Linked DNA regions of Homo sapiens: region 1 is linked to region 2. A link is a contact called in ENCODE Hi-C data. All regions are on one chromosome and are shown on one strand. Each heading gives the region's core, a stretch centred on a gene start or an enhancer-like site at or near the end of the contact. The rest is flanking DNA. Distances are from core to core; before and after follow the strand shown. Region 1 holds the start of MAFK (MAF bZIP transcription factor K). Region 2 holds the start of PDGFA-DT (PDGFA divergent transcript).

Region 1 (4,904 bases), core at 1,003-3,502, 1.0 Mb after region 2:
TGGGAGGTGGAGGCTACAGGGAACTGTGATTGCACCAGTGAACTCCAGTTTGGGCGACAGTGAGATGTTGTCTCATAAAACAAACATAAATAAATAATTCAAAATTTTAAAAATTAGGCTGGATGCAGTGGCTCACGCCTGTAATCCCAGCACTTTGGGAGGCCAGGGCGGGTGGATCACCTGAGGTCAGGGGTTCGAGACCAGCCTGGCCAACATGGTGAAACCGTCTCTACGAAAAATACAAAAATCAGCCGGTGTGGTGGCGCACGCCTGTAATCCCAGCACTTTGGGAGGCCGAGGCAGGCAGATCACAAGGTCAAGAGATTGAGACCATCCTGGCTAACATGGTGAAACCCGTCTCTACTAAAAATACAAAAAAAAAAAAAATTAGCCGGGCGTGGTGGCAGGCATCTGTAGTCCCAGCTACTCAGGAGGCTGAGGCAGAAGAATTGTTTAAATCTGGGAGGCGGAGCTTGCAGTGATCCGAGATCGTGCTACTGCACTCCAGCCTGGCAACAGAGTGAGACTCCATCTCAAAACAGCAACAAGAACAAAAACAAAATTTAACCAGACGTGGTGGTGGGCACCTGTGATCCCAGCTACTCGAGGGGGCTGAGGCAGGAGAATCACTTGAACCTGGGAGGCGGAGGCTGCAGTGAGCCGAGATGGTGCCACTGCACTCCAGCCTGGACGACAGAGTGAGACTCCATCTCAGAAATAAATAAATACAAATTAAAAAATTAAAGAGATAATAAAAGTGTGTGATTAGTAACAAAAGCCTGCTATGGAAAGAATGCATTTGGGTTAGAGGAGCGACACCATGAGTAACGTAAAGAGTCCCGCGGAGATGGCCACAGCTTCTCTGGAGGCTCCCAGCGCATCCCAGGACCCCGAGTGCAGAGTGTGGGCCAGGACAAGGGAAGCACCTTTCCCATCCCCGGGGGATGTCTTTCTGCAAACATCCTGGGGACGTGGGACATTGTCGCTACTGCTGCTGTTGAGTTATTTCTTGGCACCTGTTTCTGCGGCCAGGTTGCAGGCATCACTGTGGCTAGCTGCCCCAGACGGCCGTGTGGGCCTTAGCAAGGAGGGGCCTCCCAGGTGGCCAGTGCAGAACCCGCAAGTGGGGGGGAGAGATGGCCCGGGAGGCTGCCCCCGCGCTCCACAGCAAGAGGCCACTGGGCTGCTGCCTAAATCCCCAGCCACATGGTGGTAAGGACGACACCCAGAAGATGCACAGACCTCCCTGCACTGGCTCCTGAGTCCCACCTGAGCCGAGAAAACAGGCTCCCGGGTCCCACCTGAGCTGAGAAAACAGGCTTCCCAGAACCCCGGGCAGATGCCATGGGTGTCCTGGGGGGCCCTCGGTTGCCCAGGCCTGAAACTCCTCTTCCTGCAGCGCTCAGAGGGGGGCGGGACTTGGGGACCCAGAAGCGTGGCAAGGGGCTCCAGACGGATCCCCTCTCCAGCCTGTCCTCCACCTGTGACAGGAAGCAGAGGCAGCTCCCTCAGGGGCCCGCCCCCACCTGAGGATCCCTCACAGGACTCCTTGGGCCAGTGGTGCCCTAACCCCATCCTGGGCCTGCTGTGTCCCCTGGCAACCACCAGCTGGGGCTTTAGAAGGGGGCTGGCCCCACCCACAGAGGCTGTGATCACTAGCCGCTTATCCCCATTTTTACATTGCTGGTTTGCTTGTTTTGTTTTTTTGAGACAGGGTCTCACCTTGTCACCCAGGCTAGAGTGCAGTGATGAAATCATGGCAGCCTCCACCTTCCAGGTTCAAGCCATCCTCCTGCCTCAGCCTCCTGAATATCTGGGGCCGCAGGCACATACCACCACGCCCGACTAATTTTTGTAATTTTTTTGTAGAGATGGGGGTCTCACTGTGTTGTCCAGGCTGGTCTGGAACTCCTGGGCTCAAGCGATCCTCCTGCTTTGGCCTCCCAAAGTGCTGGGATTACAGGCATGAGCCACCGTTCCCAGCTGGCCTTAATGTTTTTTATGTTTATAGAGACAGAGAATGGGGGAAGGGAGGTTTCGCTATGTTGCCCAGGCTGGTCTTGAACTCCCGGCCTCCAGAGATCTTCCCGCAGGGCCTCCCAAAGCGCGGGGATTGCAGGTGCGCGCGGGGCCAGCGGCCCCCCGGGCGGGAGAGGAGGGCGTGGCCGGGGGGCGTGGCCGCGGGGCGGGGAGGGGGCGTGGCCCGGGGGGCAGGGCGGTGTGACGCGCGCGCCGCGGATCCCGGAAGCGGTGTCAGATGCTGGGGAGCCGGGCGGGCGGGTGCGGTGGCGGCGGGCGGCGCGGGGGCACTTGTTGTTCTTCGCGAAGTCGGAGCCCGAGCGCCAGGCGGCGGCGGCGGCCGAGGGGAGCGCGACAGTGAGCGCCGGCGCGAGGACAGCGCGTGCCCGCGAGGAGCCGCCGCGCGCCCGCGCCCTCCGCGCGACGCCAGGTGAGGGGCGGTGGGGCAGCGGGGCCCGGGCCGCGGCGGGGACGGGGACCGGGGCGCGGGGCCGGGGCTACCTGGCCGCTGAGTCACGGCCGCCTGGGGGCGCGGGCCGAGGGTGGCGGGGTTGGGTGCGCGGGGCCCGAGACCCTCATGCGGCCCGCGGCGCGGCCCGGGCACCTGCCCAGGTGGGCCCCGCCCCGCAGGCCCGGGGGCTTCCCCGGGACGCGAGGCTCTCTCCCCTGCACGTGCCGCCCGGGCCATGCTTGCCGCGCCGGGGGCCCCAGGGCGCGGACCCCAGACCTGGGAGGACGAGGATCCACGCGGGTCGGCGGCGCGCATCGGGCCCGCGCCTTCACACCTGCGGGGGGCGGGGCGGGGCGGGCGCCACGTGCGGGCGGTGCGGGGAGGGCGCGGGCGCGTGGATTCTCCGCGGCTTCCGCCCCAGCGTGGCTTCCGCGTGCGGCCCCGGACTGCCCCCCGCGCTTCCTCCCGGTGACGGGCGGCGCTCTGGCCCAGTGGCTGGGGTCACGCGTGCCCGGGAACGGGGTGGGGGTAACCGGGTCTCCCCACAGGCGGGATCCTGGGACTGGTGTCGCTCTCAGCCGCCCACCTGCCAGGGTTGCTGGAAGGAAGGCCGTGGGGAGGCGGGAGGGGGGCAGGTGACAGTGGCCCCAAGGCTCGTCCCTTTGCTCACGTGTGGGGCAGGGGCTCCGGCCTCTTCCCGCTCCCACTGCGTGAGTTCTTCTGTGCCTCTGTCAAGTTCAGGAAACTGTGTATGTGCCCGTGACTGTGTGTGTCTGCGTCTGCACAGCCTCTAGATCCTGGGGGGTGGGACCAGGCGCCACCGAGAAACCCAGAAAGCCAGGACCCCGCCTGGCCTTGGCCCTTGACCTGGGTCCGCCTGGGACACAGCAGTGGCCCTGCACTGCATTCTCGCGCTCACACCGTGTGTGTCCGTGTTCGCGGGGCCTCCCGTGTCCCTCTCCTGGTGTCCTGCGTCCCTGAGCATGCTGTTTTCTTGCTTCTTAAGTAGCTCTTGTAGCTGAGGCAGAAATTAGATCCACTCACCATTCATTCACCAGGTGACCCACAGGCAGCCAGCCAATCTCTGGCCAGGTGCCTGGCCTTGGGAAGATCCTGAGACTCAAAACGCCCCCCACCGCCCCCCATCGTGGTCTAGGGGATATCTGTGTGGTTCGGCTCTGGCAGCGCCCTTCCCACCCCTCTGATTCTCCAGGGTGGGCTGCCAGGTCTCTTTACTGGCACTGAGGTTTCACCGTCACGGTGTGTTGTTGTAAGGGGTTCTCCAACACAGAGTGGGGTGCCCTATGCAGCTTCTCCAAACCCAATGTCTTCAGGGACATGGAGCATTAAAAGAGCCGTGGGCGGGGTCTGGAGAACATAGGTGGGCTGTGCAGGTGTCTGGGACACACCTACACCCTATTTGGGCGTCCAGTGCCATTTATGAGAACATCTCCCTTTCTTAGGTAACCCAGTAGGAATGTCTGAGTTTGACCTTGGGAGAGGGAGTCTGCTTTTAAAACTAGACCTCTCATTATTCCAAAATAAGACATTTATTAAAGCAGAAAAACCAGGCTTCTCCTGCCTTTTATCCTTGAACCGAGCCAGGGCTTTGAGGGGCTGGTTGCCCGCAGCGTCGACTCCCCAGGTGCTGGTAAACCCGGGAGCCAGCGTTTACCGAGGGTCAGGGTTGTCGGGGCGCCAGCCTTTGTGTGCACCCGGGAGGCTGCTGTTAAGGGAGACCGTCTTCCGGGCCACTTCGCTGTCTACAAGGCGTGTGCTTTCACCCACGGGGCTCAGCGATGGCTGCGTTTGTTTACAGTCTCTGGCAAAGCTGTTTGCCACCCAGACGGAGAAGAAGTTGTGCCTGTTCTTGTCCCAGCTGTTTCTGAGTCTAAAGGTTTCTGGAGTGGACTTTCTGGGTTTCGGGTCCAGTCCACACGGGAAATGGAAATCTGGCCAGCTGAGAGAGGGCTCCGTGTGGCCGCCTTTCAACAGTAAACAGTGACTCACCGCTCCGTCCCCACCCTCCCTGCTCTCCGCGAATGGAAGATGCCTTTCCCCGCTATTTATTTTTGCTTTTTATAAGTCACAGACTCGTCATGTTTCCGCTTTCCTACAGTTTCAGGAAACTGGGAGTGTCGTCTTAAAATCATAGAGTTTTAGAGCAGGTACAAGCGAACTTGAGTGGCCACATGCCCCACCCCCCGACCAGCTGCTGTAGATGAGGAAGCCCAGGCCATGAGGTCTGCTGGCCTGTCCCACAGGCCGGTGGGGTCTGGTGTAGAGCCTTCCTGCTTCTCCGCACTGTGCGTCGGGTGTCCTGGGGAAGGTATTGGGGTGGAGACTGCCCTCTCCCTGCCCTCCCATGCGGGGCCGGCTCATCTCGTACAGCGGGGGCTAGTGTGGGGTGTAGGGAAGACCTTCTCCCTGCTTG
Region 2 (5,080 bases), core at 512-3,011:
CTGCTGCAGCGCCCGCTGCGCCCCAGCTCCCCTTCCCCGGAGAGGACACTGCGCCCCCCGAAGTTTCTGCCCACTCGTCCACCTCGCTGCTCCCCGGTCCCCCCGAGGCAGAGCGACCGACGCAACACGCTGGAAACTCCCCACACACACTTAGGCATGGCAGAAAATAGAACCCAGTTGGGAAAATCTAAACATCGACCACCCTGGCAGGAACCAAAACGCTCTCTGCAGAGCCCGTGGCGCCCCAGCCGGCGGGGGGTGTGCGCCGGAGGAGCCGGCGCAGGGACGGGGCGCGGGGGCGGCACCAACCTCGGCCAGAACATGGGCGAGGTATCCGCAGCCGAGGAGCAGCAGGCAAGCCAAGGTCCTCATCGCGTCCCGAGGCGCTGGCTGCTCGGAGGAGAGGCGAGGCCGCGGGGCGGGCGCTCCAGCCGGTCTCCTGTGGCGGCGAAATTCAGTACCATCCCTTAGGGAGCGCGGCCCGGAGGAGGGTGGCGCGGGGAGCACGGAGCTGGCGGAGCGCGCCCGGCGCGAGCAGTGAGTGCGGAGAGGCAGGCAGCGCCAGCCAGGAGGAGGAGAAACAGGGAGTGCGCGCCCGCAGCGCGGGGAGCCTCCTGGGCCGCCGGGTAGGGGGTGGGGACGGAAGGGGCGGAGGGCGGGGGCTGGGCTTCTTCCTCGGTGCGTTCCCGGTGCTGGCCGCCGCCGCGCTCGCTCCCCGCGCTGGCTTCAGGAGCGACCCGGCCGGTAATTCTGCATATTTGCGGACATCAGCCCCAAGAAGAACTCCGGAGGGAGTCTGGGGCCGCCGCCGCCGCCGCCGCCACACCGATCACCTGCCTGGACGCCTGGCCCGGCCCCGGCTGCGAGCTGCGAGCCGCCCTGCGCGCCCACCGCCGGCCCCGCGCTCGCCTCCGGCCTCCTCTTGCAGCCGCCGCCCGGCCGGGCACAGCGCGGCCCAGCACCCCCTCCGCGGCGCGCCCTCGGCTCCGGCGCCGCGCTCCGCCCTCCGCTCGCCGGGGCCGGGCAGCGCCCGCGGCCGAGCCGCCTGGCAGCCACCACCCGCCGCCCGGGGCCTCGCTGCGCCGCCCGCGCGGGCCTGAGGGCGGGCGCAAGGCCGAGTCGGCGCCTCCGCCGCAGCCGCCGCCGGGAGAGGAGGAGGAGGAGTAGGCGCAGGCCCGGCTCGCCGGAGTTGGGCGGGCTCCGCAGGGCGCGCGTGTGGAGCCGGCCGGCGGCGGGGAGAGGGTTATAGCGCCGCCGCCGCGCCCCTCCCCCGCCCCCGCCCCCGCCCCCCCCCCCCGCCTCCCCCGGATTCCGGGCCTGGGACCCGCACCTCGGAAGCGCTCGGGGTTCGTGCGGACCCGGCAGGGCCCGGGCGCCGCCGCCGCGGCAGGGAGCACACACGCGCTCGCGCAAGCAGCTAAATCCATCAAAGCCCCGCGCCCGGCTCCGCGCCGGGGCTCCGCGCCCCTCCCTCGAGCTTGCCCACCCTCCAGTGCCAGCTGCAATCCTGCGGCACCGGGTGGGGAGGGAGGAGGCCGCCGCAGAAGCGCCGCCGTCGCCGGCTCGCCTCTCTCGGGCCCCAGCGGCGGCAGCGGGCAGCGCCCAGAGCTGCTGCGCCAAAAAGGGCCAGAGAGCCGGTCCCCGCCCCCGCCCCGGCGCTCCGGCCGCTCTCCACGGTTCGGATCCAGGGCCCCAGCCTTCCTCTCTCCATAAAAGGAGGGGGAGTCAGTCTTTGGGGAAGGAGGGGGGCGGGTTTGGGGCACTCACCTGGCGGCTGCCACGCGCCCCCGCCCAGGATCCGAGGCCTGGGGCATCTGAATGAGGACCCTCCACCCACATTTCCACTTGGGAGCGAGCTCCAGTCGGGGAAAGGGCCTGCAGCCCGCCTCGTCCCCACCCTGGGACCCCGCGCCCCCCAGTCCCCCACTCCCGCGCCGAAGGCAGGGCCGCGCCCTGAGCCGGGAAGTCGAGGGGATGGAAGGGAAAGGAGCCACCGGTGAGGGTCCCCCGGGTTCTGAGCCTCCCGCGTCGGGATCCGTGGGGCGCACAGAGCGCCACCTCCGGCCGAGGCGCAGCTCAGAGCGCGATGCGGGGGAGGAACGCGCGCGGAGGCCGAGGTCTGAGCGTGGCTAGACGGCTCCCACGCCGAGAAAGGGCGGGTGCGCCTGGGCTGGATGGATTTCGCCTCCCTAGACCAGGAGGGATTGGACCCTGACTACAGGTCCAGGTGCTCGTCAGTGCCCTGCCAGGGGGTCTACGCGTCCTGGTACCGGGTCCAGCGGGGTGGCGTGCTGTGCAGACCCCGAGGCTAGACGGCCTAGGCCCCTGGAGCCCAGGAGACGCTTCCTTGGGTGAGCAGCGGAGAATCCCGCCCGGCCCAGCCGTCACCCCCAACCCTGTCGATTAAACCCCTGCCCCCGTCGCGGTCGCCCTCCCTCCAGACAAAGGCCGTTAAGGCGCAGCCCCGCGGGCGGTCTTTCATCCCCAGCTAGGCCAGCTCTAGCATTTCAAAGGCCGAATCCGGAGAGCGCTTCGGGGGCTCTCCCCTTCCCCCAAATATTTGGGGAGCGACGCCTCTCCCTCCGCTCCCAGTGGGTCGCGTCTACACGCGCCCTTCCACACACCTGCAGGCCCCCTCCCCACGTCTCTCCCTTCCGTTGGCCGCAGCCCCACACCACGACCCCCGCGGTCAAGCATGCCCTCTGGGTGGTCAGGACCAAGCGGGACCGGGACAGAACCAGGGGAGCCTTGGAAACGTGGAGGAGCCCCTTAAAGCCAGGCCTTGTCCCTCCAGGGGGAACTTGCGGCTTGGGAGGGGACACCCACTGCATGGCTTCTGGAAAGAGCCGGACTCGCAGGGCCAGGACGCAGGCCGGACCCCGGCCTCATTCTTCGGCCAGTTATCCCGGAGTGGCGCGCATCCTGTCTTCCTGGGCCTCGGACTGCTCGCGCGCAGAGGGGGCCCGAGGACACCTCTGTGGGGTTAGAGGACTCGGTAAGACGGTGTGGAAGGCAAGGAGGAAGGTCGCGTTGTATTGGGGATGGGGTACCCGTCCCTCCCAGCTTGAGGGATCCTGGGGGTCCTCGCCGCCTCTGAGGGCCTAGATGGCTGCTTCCCTCGGCTCCCCTGCCCGGCCTGGAGCTACGGGTGCGCCCAGCTAGAGTTTAGGGCCACCTGGGGACGTGCAAGGGGCGCTGGAGCGAGGCGGGGGCTGGGGCGGGGCGTGGGTGCTTCACCCGCGGGGGACGCAGAGCTTAGGCGAAAGCGGTGCAGGCATCTCTCTAATCGCCGGCCGCTATTAAAAATAAAACCGCGACCCGTCGCCATGGCGACCACAACAACAGCGGCCGCGCGAGGGAGGCGAAAACTTGTGCAGCCGCGCGACAGCCGCCTTCTGGGGAGACTCGGGGCACGACGCACCCGGCGTGGGACTGGGACCCCCCTGCCCGGCCCCGCCACATTCTCCGCCGGATCCCCGGAAGACACAAGGAGACGTGGACCCCCACAGGCTTTTTTGGGGGGATTGGGCGTTGAAACCGCAGGGCTGACTTAACCAAGAGGTCACCGACTTGGATAAAAAACCCACGCCCGCGCGGACCCCCCTCCCCGGCCTTCGTTTCCATTCAAACTCCCAGCGTCCTCATTGCAGCCCCTGGGGAGGGGGACGGAGGGACGAGGTGGGTTTCAGGTGCTCGGCCCAGGAGGGGACGGTGCGACCCGGGCCCCGCCGGCGGGTTTTGCGCGCGGAGGCTGCGGCACCTGCCCCGCCCGCCCTGCCGCGATCCTTGCAGACGGGGGCGGTCACATGCTTCTTTCTGGCCAGGAATCGAGTTTCACTTCCAGCCGCTATTAGTCGGTTCACACAGTTCACTGCAAACATTTGATAATGAGGCTAAATATACTCCCGCGTCGGAGGAGGCGTGGGCGTCCCCGCCCAGGCCCGGGAGACAGAGGCGCTGACCCCGGGACAGAGCCTGGCTTTGTGCGGGAGGCAGACGCGCCCCGCGCGCCGCCCCCGAAACATTCGCACCCCATGCTGAGGCGCGCGTCTGGGAGTCCGTGGGCGCCCCGAGGTGAGCCCGGGGCCCCTGGCGGAAGCAGCGGGGAGCTCCCGGCGGGTGCGGGGAGGTGCTGGTGGGAAGCAAGGTGCACCTGGCGGCCTGGGATGTCCGGTCGCCCCCGGAGCCGGTGCATCCGGCCTCTCCCGGCGCGCCCCGACGTGCCCGCGGGCTCATAATTACCGTGAGTCAGGTGCCCCAAATAGGCCGAGCGAGGGGGGCCGTCGCGCAGCAGGGGCGGGTGGCCGGACGTCTGCCCGGGACTGGTTGCCTCCCGCCCCTCCCCAAGACCCTGGCACCCAGGGAGGGCGGGAAAGGCCTTGGCCATTCCTCTGGGTAGGGGACTGGAGAGGGGAAGAAACTTTCGCCGAGTCCAGCGCTGCCCCCTCATACCCATCCCCACCCAGGCTGCGTGTCCGGGGCCCCTCCGGGGCTTGGCACCAGCAGGCACGCAGCGATCGCCGTCGTTGTTATTTAGTAGTAGTAGTAACGGCTGACATTTACAGCGACGTCGATGGCGCCAGGTGCCAAGCTCTTTCCTTGTATAATTTCATGGACACTCACGCATCAACTCTAAGCGAAGACTTGGAGCGGGGCTCAGCACCCCAGGGGTACCTCTGCAACCTCGGTAAATATAGACTATCCTCAATTCGCAGGGGCATTTGTACGTGGGGTGTACAGGCAGGAACAGGAAAGACGCTGTGGCCACCCAGGAGTAGGGGCGGCAGCCAACACCCCCTGGATCCCCAGTTCCAAGGTGCAGGGAGGGGGGCAGAGGCCAGTTCCCTCCGCTCTCTGCCCCTTGACCTTGGCCTTGGTGAGCTCTGTCCCTAGACTGCCCTGGGTGTCTGTTCCCTCATCTGAAAAGCGTGAGGCCCACAGCCGTCACTGCACACAGCTGCCGTCACTGCACACAGCTGCCTCCACTGTCGGGAAGCCTCCCTCCTGCCCACCTGCCCAGGAAAAGCTGCGCTAGCGTGCCCTGGGCAAGCGCCCTGCTGGCCACCTGCCTGCACCTGGG

The links. A loop is a pair of places that touch in the nucleus more often than their neighbours do. Pooled maps may share reads with other maps.
Region 1: a loop to region 2 is called in a map of sigmoid colon, with 5 times the contacts of the local background. The contact joins the promoter of MAFK here to the promoter of PDGFA-DT in region 2. A Hi-C loop is called at or near these places in 2 of 168 maps with a recorded cell type or tissue (ascending aorta and sigmoid colon) and 7 of 50 pooled maps.

The regions. Positions count from the first base shown.
Region 1 is chr7:1,528,450-1,533,353 of GRCh38, forward strand. MAFK (MAF bZIP transcription factor K) reads left to right here and starts at 2,253. Exons shown (of 3, transcript NM_002360.4): 1 at 2,253-2,449. LOC100128653 (a long non-coding RNA gene) reads right to left here. Exons shown (of 1, transcript NR_149036.1): 1 at 4,004-4,904. RefSeq lists silencers at 2,083-2,352, 2,843-2,972 and enhancers at 4,289-4,438, 4,364-4,658, 4,629-4,738.
Region 2 is chr7:518,630-523,709 of GRCh38, forward strand. It overlaps PDGFA-DT (PDGFA divergent transcript), which reads left to right and starts at 1,762. Exons shown (of 3, transcript NR_033963.1): 1 at 1,762-4,687. It overlaps PDGFA (platelet derived growth factor subunit A), which reads right to left and starts at 1,217. Exons shown (of 6, transcript NM_033023.5): 1 at 310-1,217. The coding sequence starts at 372. RefSeq lists enhancers at 9-930, 2,775-3,696 and silencers at 187-276, 737-876, 1,157-1,246, 1,347-1,686, 3,352-3,431 and 2 more.